2 separate regions of the Homo sapiens genome follow, and region 2 is linked to region 1. Evidence: chromatin contacts called from ENCODE Hi-C or POLR2A ChIA-PET data. All regions are on one chromosome and are shown on one strand. The core of a region is the stretch at or near the end of the contact, and the rest is flanking DNA. Distances in the headings are between cores, read along the strand shown.

Region 1 (5,013 bases), core at 139-2,638:
TCAAGTGCACACGTGTGGCATGTGGCTGCTCCACTGGACAGCACAAATACAGAACACTCTGTCACTGTGGAGAGTTGTCCTGACCTCACCTGGTCAGTCTCACGTCTGGAGGGTGGGAAGAGAACTCTTGATGAGCCCAAGCAAACACAGGTGGGGCATCTGGGAAACAGACATTCTGGGCGTGTTTGCAGAGGGTAATGACGCGGAGAGGCACCTGGACACACCACACCACGGTGGAGCCTCCCCCTTCCAGGCTGGGGGCGGATGGGATAGAACAAGCCTCTGAGGACTGGGGGCAGTGGCCACCTCAGAGACCGACTATGCAAGCCAATGACTGGAGGGTGGGGGGTTTCTGGGGAACAGGAAGAATGGGGACACCCCCCAAAATATCCCCTATAGGAGTAGTTAAGCCACAGTCGCCTGGGGTAGAGGCTGCAAGGAGAATGGGCCCCGGGCATGGGTCTCCAGGGAAAACCAGGTGTCCACGTGGACTGGAGTACCGCTCCTGCCGGCCCGCCGGGCATGGCAGCTGCTGGGGTCTTCAGAGAAGGTCCTGCCACCCCCCAGGCCGGGGTGCCCAACGCAGCTCACTTCCCAGCCCAATCTCATTTGGACTCCCCTGCCCTCAGGTTGCCTGCAGGAGGGAAGGCGGTGAACACAGCCCCCGTGCCAGGCCAGACACCCCACGATGAGTCCGACCGCCGGACCGAGCCACGTTCCTCCGTCTCAGACCTCGTCAACTCCCTCACCAGCGAGATGCTCATGGTGAGAATGAGGGAGCCTGCGCTGCTCCAAGGAACTGGGCTGGGAGGCCAGGGGCAGGAAGAAGAGGGATGTGTGTGGGAATGATTAACAGCATGGGAGTGGCCAGGCAGGGAACTGGGTCAGAAGCAGCCTGGAGAGCCAGGCCCAGCATGGTGGCCACTCGGCGCTTGGTGACTGAGCGTCCAAGGCCTGGGTTTGCTTCCCAGCTCTTTCACCAAAATATCTTCTCCATGTCTCAGTTTCTTCCTTTGACAAGTGAAAATAAGAATACCCATCCTGCTTGGATCCCTTTGTGGATTGAGAAGGGGCCAAAGAAAACCCACTCATGCAAGATACTTTCAGGATCCTAGAGGGAAAGGCTGGTGGGCAGAGGACTCAGGGCAGAAGATGTCCCCTCCTGAGAGTGATGTCCCCTTAATTGGAGGTCTGGGGTAGAATGCCTAGCCCAGTGACCTGCCCCATTCCCATGGCTGGTGGCCCCTGAGAACAGGAGAGCAGGAATCCACTGGTCCCGGCTCCTCTGAGGGGACAGCTGTGATGGGGGCTCCTGTCCACACCCACGCCCCACCAGATGCCACCAACCCTGTGGGATCCTAGTTCTAGGTTGTTTGGCCCAGACAGAGGTTGTGGTTCCCATGGTGCCCCCAGGGGGGCAGCAGTGAGTCACAGCCACTTGCCCCACCTGTACTTTCCAAAGAGGCCCTGGAGGGAGAAAACTGGGGATTAGCTCAGAAGTCTCAGGAAGGCTTGAAGAGGCGATGAGGCTGGGAACCCAGCACCTGCTCTGTTCCTACTGGACTTGACCTGGGACACTTCATCTCCTTGGATTCAACCCCTCCCTTCTGTAGAGAGAAAGAAGTAGGCTTGGGAGCTCCCAGCCCTCCCCTACTGCCCTGGCACCAGAGCCCCCACCCTTCTGCCATGTAGGGTTCCAGCCAGCTCTAACCATCCATCCCCACTGCCCCTTCTAGCCTGGCGTTTCTCAAATTGCTACGTGCACAGGAATCAGCCGGGAACCTTGGTAAAATGCAGATTCCTGGTCAATGGGCCTTCGGTGGGGCCTAAGAGCCTGCTTTTTTTTTTTTTTTTTTTTTTTTGAGACAGAATCACTCTGTCCCCCAGGCTGGAGTGCAGTGGCACAATCTCAACTCACTGCAACATCTGCCTCCCGAGCTCAAGTGATTCTCCTCCCTCAGCCTCCCGAGTAGCTGGGATTACAGTAGTACACCACCACGCCCGGCTAATTTTTCTATTTTTAGTAGAGACGGGGTTTCACCATGTTGGCCAGGCCAGTCTCAAACTCTTAGCCTCAAGTGATCCACCTGCCTCGGCCTCCCAAAGTGCTGTGATTACAGGCATGAGCCACTGCGCCCGGTCTATCCTGTGGTTTTCTTGAATCCACATTAGAGCATCAGATTTTCCACATCCTAGATCTGGTCACCTTGGGCCTCCCCACCTCTCCCCTTCTCCCTGCCCACCAGGCCCCTGTGTGTCTGGCCCTCCACTGCCCTCCTTCCATCTTCCCCCCCCCAGGAAGACTGGCCCCAGCTGTCTTCTCTTCTGGATGGGCCATTGCCACAGCCCACCCTGCCTCCCTGCACAGCCCCTTAATTGGTTACAGCTTCCTGGCAGCCAGGTTCCCAGAAGGGACAGCCCCTTCCCAGCCAGCTTGCCTGCCCCTTGCTGCCCCCAGGGAAGGGCCGACAGCTGCAGCCAGCGGAAGGAAGGGCAGGCCTCATCTCCCTCTCCTGTGCTGGGAGGATGCTCAGAGGTGGGAGGGCAGAGTCTAATTGCACAGCTCTGTGCCAATGCTAGGTCGTTGATGTTAACAGCCATGATAAGATAAGCAGGGCAGAATCAGCCCACTGTGACCTCAGCCTGTCCTGGTCTCTGGACCCTGGGCTGTGGAATCTGGGGGTCAAGAGACAAGAGTTAAGCACCCAGAGCTGGCCAAAGAAGGAGCTGAGGGGCAGAGGTGTCTGAGAAGAGGCGAGGCCACACCTGCTTCTGGGCACCTCCTGCCCTGGTATAGGGGTGGCTTGCTGCTTTTCGAGGCTGACTTCTGCTGGTGCAAGCGCTCAGGAAGCACCTTCCCTGACTGTGATGGGGTGGCCAACCTGGCTGCCACAGAGATGGCTCTGTCCCAGCTGAGTAAGTAGGGCTCAGGGTTGTGGCTTAAGAAGGCTGGGAGTGGGCATAGAGCTGCCACCCCTTTCCCAGGTGAAACCTACCTGGCCAGCCCAGGCCTTCCCAAGACCACACTGTTTGGCAGCCAGGAGCCAAGGGACCAGAGGGACCTCAGGTGGGGCTGAGGCCAGCTGGGCTTCAGTCACCAGCAACTCCACCCCAACTTCAGAAGCAAGGGGGAGGGCGAGTGATCTTTGCTGGCACTGTCTACCCATGCTATGCCCCAGGTGCTCGATCCCTCTGCCAGTGGGTCAGGTCGCGGGGCAGAACTCTAGAAGGAACCCCTTCTAGCTCTCCCAGGACCCCGCAAAGTAGGTCTCATGGTCCCCACTCTGCAGATGTAAAAACAGGGTCAAAGGGTGTGGGGCTGGCATGAGCAGGGAAAAGAGCGTCGGGAAAAAGCAGGCTGTGGGCAGGAAAGCCACATTCTCAATGGGCCTGCGGTGGCGCTTGCAGGTTTGTCTGGATCGGCCAAGGGGTGGGGGCTGGAGGGAACATCTTCTGCTGTAAGGCAGCTCGGTGCCCCCAACTAGGCAGGACCGGGGTAAAGCCTCAGACTGTAGATCTGAGGGCAAGAGCAAGGCGCAGGTGGAAGGGCACTCAGGATTCCTGGCCGATAAACTGGGTTCCATTCCCACTGGCCATTCAATCGCAGGTGACTTGAGGCAAGTGACCTAACCTGTCTGTGCTCGCAGCCACAGTTGGAACACCGGGAAACTGTTCCAGCTGTGTTCCACGTGTTCCAGCGGGAGTGCTTGCCTCATTGGGATGTTGTAAGAGGTCAGTGAGGACAAGGCACAGGGCACAGGGCAGGGTCTGGTGAGGTGGGCGGCCAGCCAGTCTAAGATAGTTACTGCTGTGAGTGTGAGGCCGGGTGTGTGGCTCATGCCTGTAATCTCCGCACTTTGGGAAGCTGAGGCGGGCATATCACTTGTGGCCAGGAATTAGAGACTCGCCTGACCAACGTGGCAAAACCCTGCCTCTACTAAAAGTACAAAAATCAGCCAGGCGTAGTGGCACGCCCCTGTGGTCCCAGCTACTCAGGAGGCTGAGGCATGAAAATCGCTTGACCTTGGGAGGTGGAGGTGGCAGTGAGCCAGGATTGCACCACTGCACTCCAGCCTTGGCAACAGAGCGAGACCCTGGCTCAAAAAAACAAAAAACTATCATGAGGGTGATTCCGACGCTTTTCACCTGGCACGGTGTCTGTGGGTCTTTGCCGGCTTGAGGGGAAACCTCAGTGTTGCCCTGGGGTGTGGGCCTGCTTTAGTGGAAAGAGCAGGATTTTGAGTCAGAGAGGGTTCCTACTGCCGTCAGCCTTGGCCATGTGACTTCACCTCTCTGAACCAGTCTCTTCAGCTAGAGGGTGGTGACACCTGCCTCGCCTGGCTATTGTCAGGATTCAGTAAGGAGACGGCGATGCGAGAGTCGCTGGTCATGGTAAGAGCCCACTTGATGCATTATTATTATCTGTATTATTTAGTCTTTCAGAGCCTAGGGCTGCCTCTCCAGGATGAAGGAAAGGGCACAAAGCAGGTTTCTACAGGGGAAGTTGGGGAGAGAAGAGATGCCTGCAGTTTTTCTTAACTGTGGTACCCAGGGTCCTACTTCTGTCCCTCATCCAGTCATCACGGGAGATTTTCGAGCCAGGGTACCTGAGCCATACAGCCCCCTAACTGGGTCTGTTGTGGTCAGTGGTCTGGGGCTCAGGCGGCTGGGGGGTGGGTAGGGTTCTAAAACCTCCTAGGTACTACTGGTGTGCTCACAGGTTCAGACACGTGGCTGGGAGACCCTCCTCCCAGCTGCTTCCTGTGGTTCAATGTCAGAACGGGATGAGATGCTCACCCTGCCTCTGTGTGACTGTCTGTTGCTGGGTCAGGCCATGCGCCCTCCCTCCCAGCAGTCCTCAGCCCCCATGGACGGTACAGTCATCTGAGGCGCCTTTTACACAGCACTGATGCCCAGGCCCACACCAGCCCCATCGTCAAACTGCTTGGGGACGGGGCCTGGGGAGTCTGCAATTTTCTTGTCCCTAGTGATTCTGCCTTACACAAACAGACG
Region 2 (5,254 bases), core at 1,460-3,959, 67 kb before region 1:
ACCTCTCTCCCAGCCTCTCATTTTCAGGTAATGAAATTGAAGTTGAAAGAGGGAAGGGACTCCCAGGGTCACTCATCAAGTTGGTGGCAGAGTCAAGACTAGAACTCATGTGGTGGGATGTCCCCAGGGGAGCAAGCCCGGAGAGGTCAGGAGCAGGTGGGAGGCTCTCTCCCCTCCCAGAGTGGGATGGGTCACGCCCCTGCCCCTTTCCTCAAGCTGAGCCAGAGAGACAGGGGAAGAGGCCTGGAGAGAGATGCGGCCTGGGCTGAGCCATCTGAGCACCCAATGGGCAAGTGCACTGGGCTCCATGGGCTCCCACCAGCCAGTGTCCTACATGGCCCTCTTGATGGCCTAGTCCAGGGACAGCCCGTGTGTGTGTAGTGCAGAGCCACCTCATTCCCCACTGTTGACACACCTGACTCCCTTATTCCATCGGCAAACACTAGGCCTGGAGAGACAGTCCAACTGGCTGGCAGTGTCCTCCTCCCAGCTCCCCTCCTTGCCTAAACAGACAGCTCTGTTTGTCCTCCCTGCCCAGCCACCAGGACTTCACTGTCACCCAGATCCCTGCCCTGTCAGCAGCTCGCCTCCTCTCACTCCCACAGAATCCCCGTGTCAGAGCTGGAGAGGCCCATGGGAAACTTTTAGGACAACCTCTAACCCCCTACTCAAGCAACACCACCTCCATCATTTTTTTTTTTTTTGAGACAGAGTCTCGCTCTGTTGCCCAGGTTAGAGTCCAGTGGAGTGATCTTGACTCACTGCAACCTCCACCTCCTGGGTTCAAGCGATTCTGCTGCCTCAGCCTCCCGAGTAACTGGGATTACAGGGGCATGTGCCACCACTCCCGGCTAATTTTTGTATTTTTAGTAGAGACGGGGTTTTGCCATGTTGGCCAGGCTGGTCTCGAACTCCTGACCTCAGGTGATCTGCCCGCCTCGGCCTCCCGACCTCAGGTGATCCACCCGCCTCGGCCTCCCAAAGTGCTGGGATTACTGGCATAAGCCACCATGCCTGGCTACCACCTCCACTTTTACAGATAAAAAAAACCAGAGGGGTGGCCAGAGCCATGTAGAACAGGAAGGCAGGCCTCGCATCCAACCACTCACTGCTGGGCGTGGCCTCTGTGTCCTGGCATGTGCTGTTTCTTCTGCTAGGACAGCCCTTCCTCGATGAAGCCTCAGCCCACTGAATGAATGACAACCTTGGCTGCACCTGCACGTCACCCGTGGCTGTCTCTATTGTGGCTCATGATGCCCAGCCCCCTTTCCATCACCCTACAAGCTTCTGAAGCCCCAGACTCAGGTTGGTTCATTGCAGAGCCCCCAGCTGTCAGCCCAAGGTGCCCAGGGAGAGATGCTGAAAAAGGCTTGGACATGAATGAATCAGTAGGCTTGAGCCAGAACAAATTCTCTCAATCCTGGCCCAGCTTGGACCCCCACATCCCAATCCCTGTTCTCCTAGGCCAAAGCTATTCTGAGAGGTCTTTCAGGCCCCTATTTCCAGATCCCAGTGGGCTTTGAAGACATGGTCTCCCTTGCTTCCCCTGGGCCTCGGCCCCGCCTGGGCAGAGCCTTCTCTCAGTTGTTGTGGGTGAATCACTGGCAGGCTGTAAACAGCTCTATGGAGCACTGGCTGTACCACCAAGGCCCTGGCACTCATCCTAGCCGCGCCAGGGGGATCTAAAAGAAGACATGGCTCCCACGCACCCACGATGGAAAGGAGAAGGTGGAATAGAAACAGGGGGGAGGCTTCCAGATTTGCATACCAACACGTGCACAGGAGTCTGTAATGCAGCCCAGCCTAGGAGGGGACAAAACAGAACCTGGAGAATGAGAAGGGGATGAATCAGAAACCCTTCCAAGAGGAAGGGACCTGCAGCGAGGAGGTTGGGTGGCTTCTGGGAGTTTAAAAACCACCAGTATTTACTGAGCACCTACTATGCAACAGGGACTGCTCCAGGGCTGCAGGTACTGCCATGAACAAAACAAAGACCCCATGCCGCGCAGGACAGAAAAGCAGAGCAGGGCCAGGGAGGGTGTGGGCAGCTGCCTTATGCATCATTCACAAGATTCTGAAGAAGGACGAGCTTGGAGACCTTTCCAGCCACTTAACAGATGGGGAAACTGAGGCCCAGAAAGGGCTGAGGAGTTGCCTGGAGTCGCACAGGAAGACGGGGCAGAGGCAGACCCCCAGGCCCTGTGGGTGGGCTCAGAGGTGAGGATGCCTCTTTGGACTTCAGAAAGGAGAGGCTTTGACCTTCAGTAAAGCCCTGAGCTCAGTCCCTCCCCATGTGGCCCAGGTGGGGACTCATTTCCAGGGTAGGTAGTTGGGGGCTGGCTCAGGGCAGGACCCCTCCCCTCCTGCCCCTCAGAGGAGGGATCCCAGGGCACTCAGAGAAACAGCAGAGGCTCGTGAGGAAAGCGAAAACAAGTCACTCAGCGGTGGGTTCCCCAGGGCTACGCCTCCTCCCCTCCCCGTCTGTAGATGGGCAGCTCTGACTCCGGGCTTTTGGCCTTTCCAAGACCAAAAATGTAGCTTCCTTTCCTCCCCCAGGAGCAGCCAGCTGGGGCCGCCAGTATGGTCTGGCGTCTGGAAACTCAGACTTCTTACAGCCCCACACCCCACCTACACCAGCCCCAGCGCAGAGCTTGATGTCTGCTGAGTGACTCGCTTTCTGTGGCTTCAACAGCCTCGGCCGCAGCAGGGACAGAGCGCGGGCACCGACTTTTCAGGCTGTCGCTCTGCTAAGTGAACATTAGACCCACATTACACAGCCGCTGAAATTTGTGGCTGCCTCCTACAAGCCATTTGATAAGCCCTTATTGTCACCTCCTCCTGGTTTGCGTGCATCCCCAGGGACTGGGGCAGCTTGTTCACTCAGAGCCAGGGCGCTGCCAGGGGGCAGAAGCGGGGCATGGGTGGCACAGAGCCCTGGCTGGGAGCTGTGGCCCACTTGTGTTGCCTTGAGCATGACGCTTGCCCTTTCTGGTTTCACCTGGAAATGGCTCTCCAGAACGTGACTCAGCTTCCCTGTTCAGCCGGCCCCCTCACTGGTCCATTCCTAGGCACAGTCCTGGGCTCTGGATAAAGCAGCCTCTTCTGAGGTCACTAAACCAGCCCCCAGCCCTAAACCTGCCCCAAACAATTTGTCATACCAAGACTCTTGGACCTCTTCCCAGAGCTTCCCAGTATCCCTACTCCAAAGCTATCTTTCCCTTCTCTAAGCTCACCTCGCCTTGTCCAGGCTCTGTCCAGAAGGCGTCCTGGGCCATTGCACAGGTGGGTACTGCAGGGGGGTGGGGGCCTCCTTTACATTGGACCCCCCTGCACAGGACTGACAAATAGTTGATCTTTATAGATGCCCATTCAGTCACTCACCAATTCAACAAACAGCTCTTTGGGCCAGCTTTGTATTCAGCTCCACACTGGGTCTGGGGATAGATATTAGAGGCTGACAAGGCACAGCCTTACCCTCAAAGAGCTCCCTGTCTGAGGAGGAGAAATACGACAAAGCAGGTGATTCATGCCCTAATGGGGGAAACCCTGGGAGCAGTGGGAGCACACAGCAGTGCTACCTAATCCTGGGGAAATAAGGGAAGGCTTCCTGGAAGAGGCAACATCTAAACTGAGACTTGAAGAACGAGTAAGAGTTAGCCAGATAGGGGAAGCAGTTCCAGAAAGTGGGAGCACCCAGGCAGAGTTCTGGAGTCTGGAGACAGCACATAGATTCTGGGAACTCGCAGGAGTCAGGCTGGCCTCTTTTCTTCTTCTATTGACTGCCTTTTCCCCACCCCACTAAGAAAGGAGGACAGATAGTTATCTCCCACTGGGTGGGCTTCCCAGACCCCTATTCCTGCCGGAAGAGGCCCGATAACTCCCAGATGGCTGGTCACTTACCACATGCACCTAACCTGCCCGTCACTTCTCTGCTCTGAGCCTCAGCCTCATCTGTCAAATGGGGTGGGGCACTTATGCTCCTATGTCATTCTTACGAGAGACCTGGAGGAGAGAAGAGAAGGCCCAGCCCTTCCCTTGCCTCGCTAGGGGTGCAGCCCGGATTGGGCCTGGGTCTGCAGGGGGAAGTGGGGTGGGGGAGACACTGAATGCTATTGCCCACCAATCTGAGCCCAGGCCAGCCGCAGACCCCTGGCTTCTCTCCCATCTCAGGAGACTTTCTCCCTCAGCCCCCTCACTCCCAGCCACGTTGGATGATGACAAAAAAAGAAAAGAAAGAAATGGTCCTCCCACTACCTGGCAGGCATGCCCACGATGAGAAATGCCTTTCCAGGGGAGCGTGGTCTCTGCAGAGCCCTTGCCAACCCCCAGCCCTACCTGTCGTGATCCTCTGGCTGCTCCCCTATATTTTCTCCCCCTACTCCCACCTCCACCTCACTGGCTGGAGGGGAACGGGGAAAGAAAACAGCCTTCATGGTGGGGCTGAGGACTCAGAGACTAGGCATGGGGAAATGGGGGGCAGAGGGTGGGAGGGGAACCCCAGGACCAGCTTGAAGCAAGTCATTCTTCCCTTCCTGGTTTATAGGGAGGCGGAGGTGAGGAGTGGGAGTGGAGTACCTGACCATCAGACACTCTAGGCCAAATTCAATGCCCGGAAAGGGCTGGGCCCCAGTGAAGGGCTCAACAAGCTTATGGGATTAGATCAGAGAGCCAGGGGGACATCAGGAATGGTCTTATCCAGCAAAGGTGCAAACTGAGGTCCAGAGAGGGGCCAAGACTTCCCCAATCACACAGCAAGTTAGAGGAGGCCGAGGCAGGACTAGAACAGGGCCTTCTGTATCCAGTCCCAGTGGTGGGAACGGAATGCAGGATAACTTAAAGGACCGTGACAAAGCCAGGCCAGGCTGCCATGGAGGTCGCGGTCCAAGCCTGACCACAGCTTTTATTCCTCCCCTACACGCTGGGCTCCTGTCCCACCAACTTGGATGCACTCACAGGGAGAAGAGACATTCTTGCCTGGATCTTCCGGGGAGCCAGATTTCCAGGTCTTTCAATTTCCAGAATTGCAGAAATGCTGGAAGGAACCGCCTGGATCACCTACTCATGAGAGAACTCAGGCCAAGGAGAGGAAGGGCATGCCAAAGGTCACCCCAGTGAGTGACCCATGCATGTCTCAGGCTCCCAGACCAGGGCTCTTTCTGGTGTATCACAGTGGTTAGGAGGCCAGGCTATGGATGGGTCTGACATACCTGGGTTCGAATCCCTGCTCTGCCATTCACTGGCTATGGGACCTCAC

What was found. Hi-C counts contacts between places; a loop is a spot of excess contacts on that map. ChIA-PET counts read pairs that join two places held with the same protein, here RNA polymerase II (POLR2A). Pooled maps may share reads with other maps.
Region 2: a pooled map shows a loop between it and region 1 (7-fold over the local background). The contact joins two enhancer-like sites. A Hi-C loop is called at or near these places in 2 of 168 maps with a recorded cell type or tissue (astrocyte of the cerebellum and endothelial cell of hepatic sinusoid) and 1 of 50 pooled maps. POLR2A ChIA-PET finds 5 or more read pairs at or near these places in 6 of 52 experiments (BJ, H1, PC-3 and 2 more).

The regions. Positions count from the first base shown.
Region 1 is chr11:61,528,741-61,533,753 of GRCh38, reverse strand. It overlaps SYT7 (synaptotagmin 7), which reads left to right. Exons shown (of 13, transcript NM_001365809.2): 8 at 630-765. Among named protein-coding and RNA genes, the nearest start is that of LRRC10B, 22 kb to the right of the region's middle. RefSeq lists an enhancer at 3,292-3,791. Within about 2 kb of position 1,388, at least 3 of the 41 ENCODE cell types and tissues checked have a DNase peak (open chromatin) inside an H3K27ac peak, as active enhancers do.
Region 2 is chr11:61,596,933-61,602,186 of GRCh38, reverse strand. LOC101927495 (a long non-coding RNA gene) reads right to left here. Exons shown (of 4, transcript NR_110189.1): 2 at 5,208-5,254. Among named protein-coding and RNA genes, the nearest start is that of SYT7, 18 kb to the right of the region's middle. RefSeq lists enhancers at 825-1,492, 2,161-2,828. Within about 2 kb of position 2,709, at least 6 of the 41 ENCODE cell types and tissues checked have a DNase peak (open chromatin) inside an H3K27ac peak, as active enhancers do.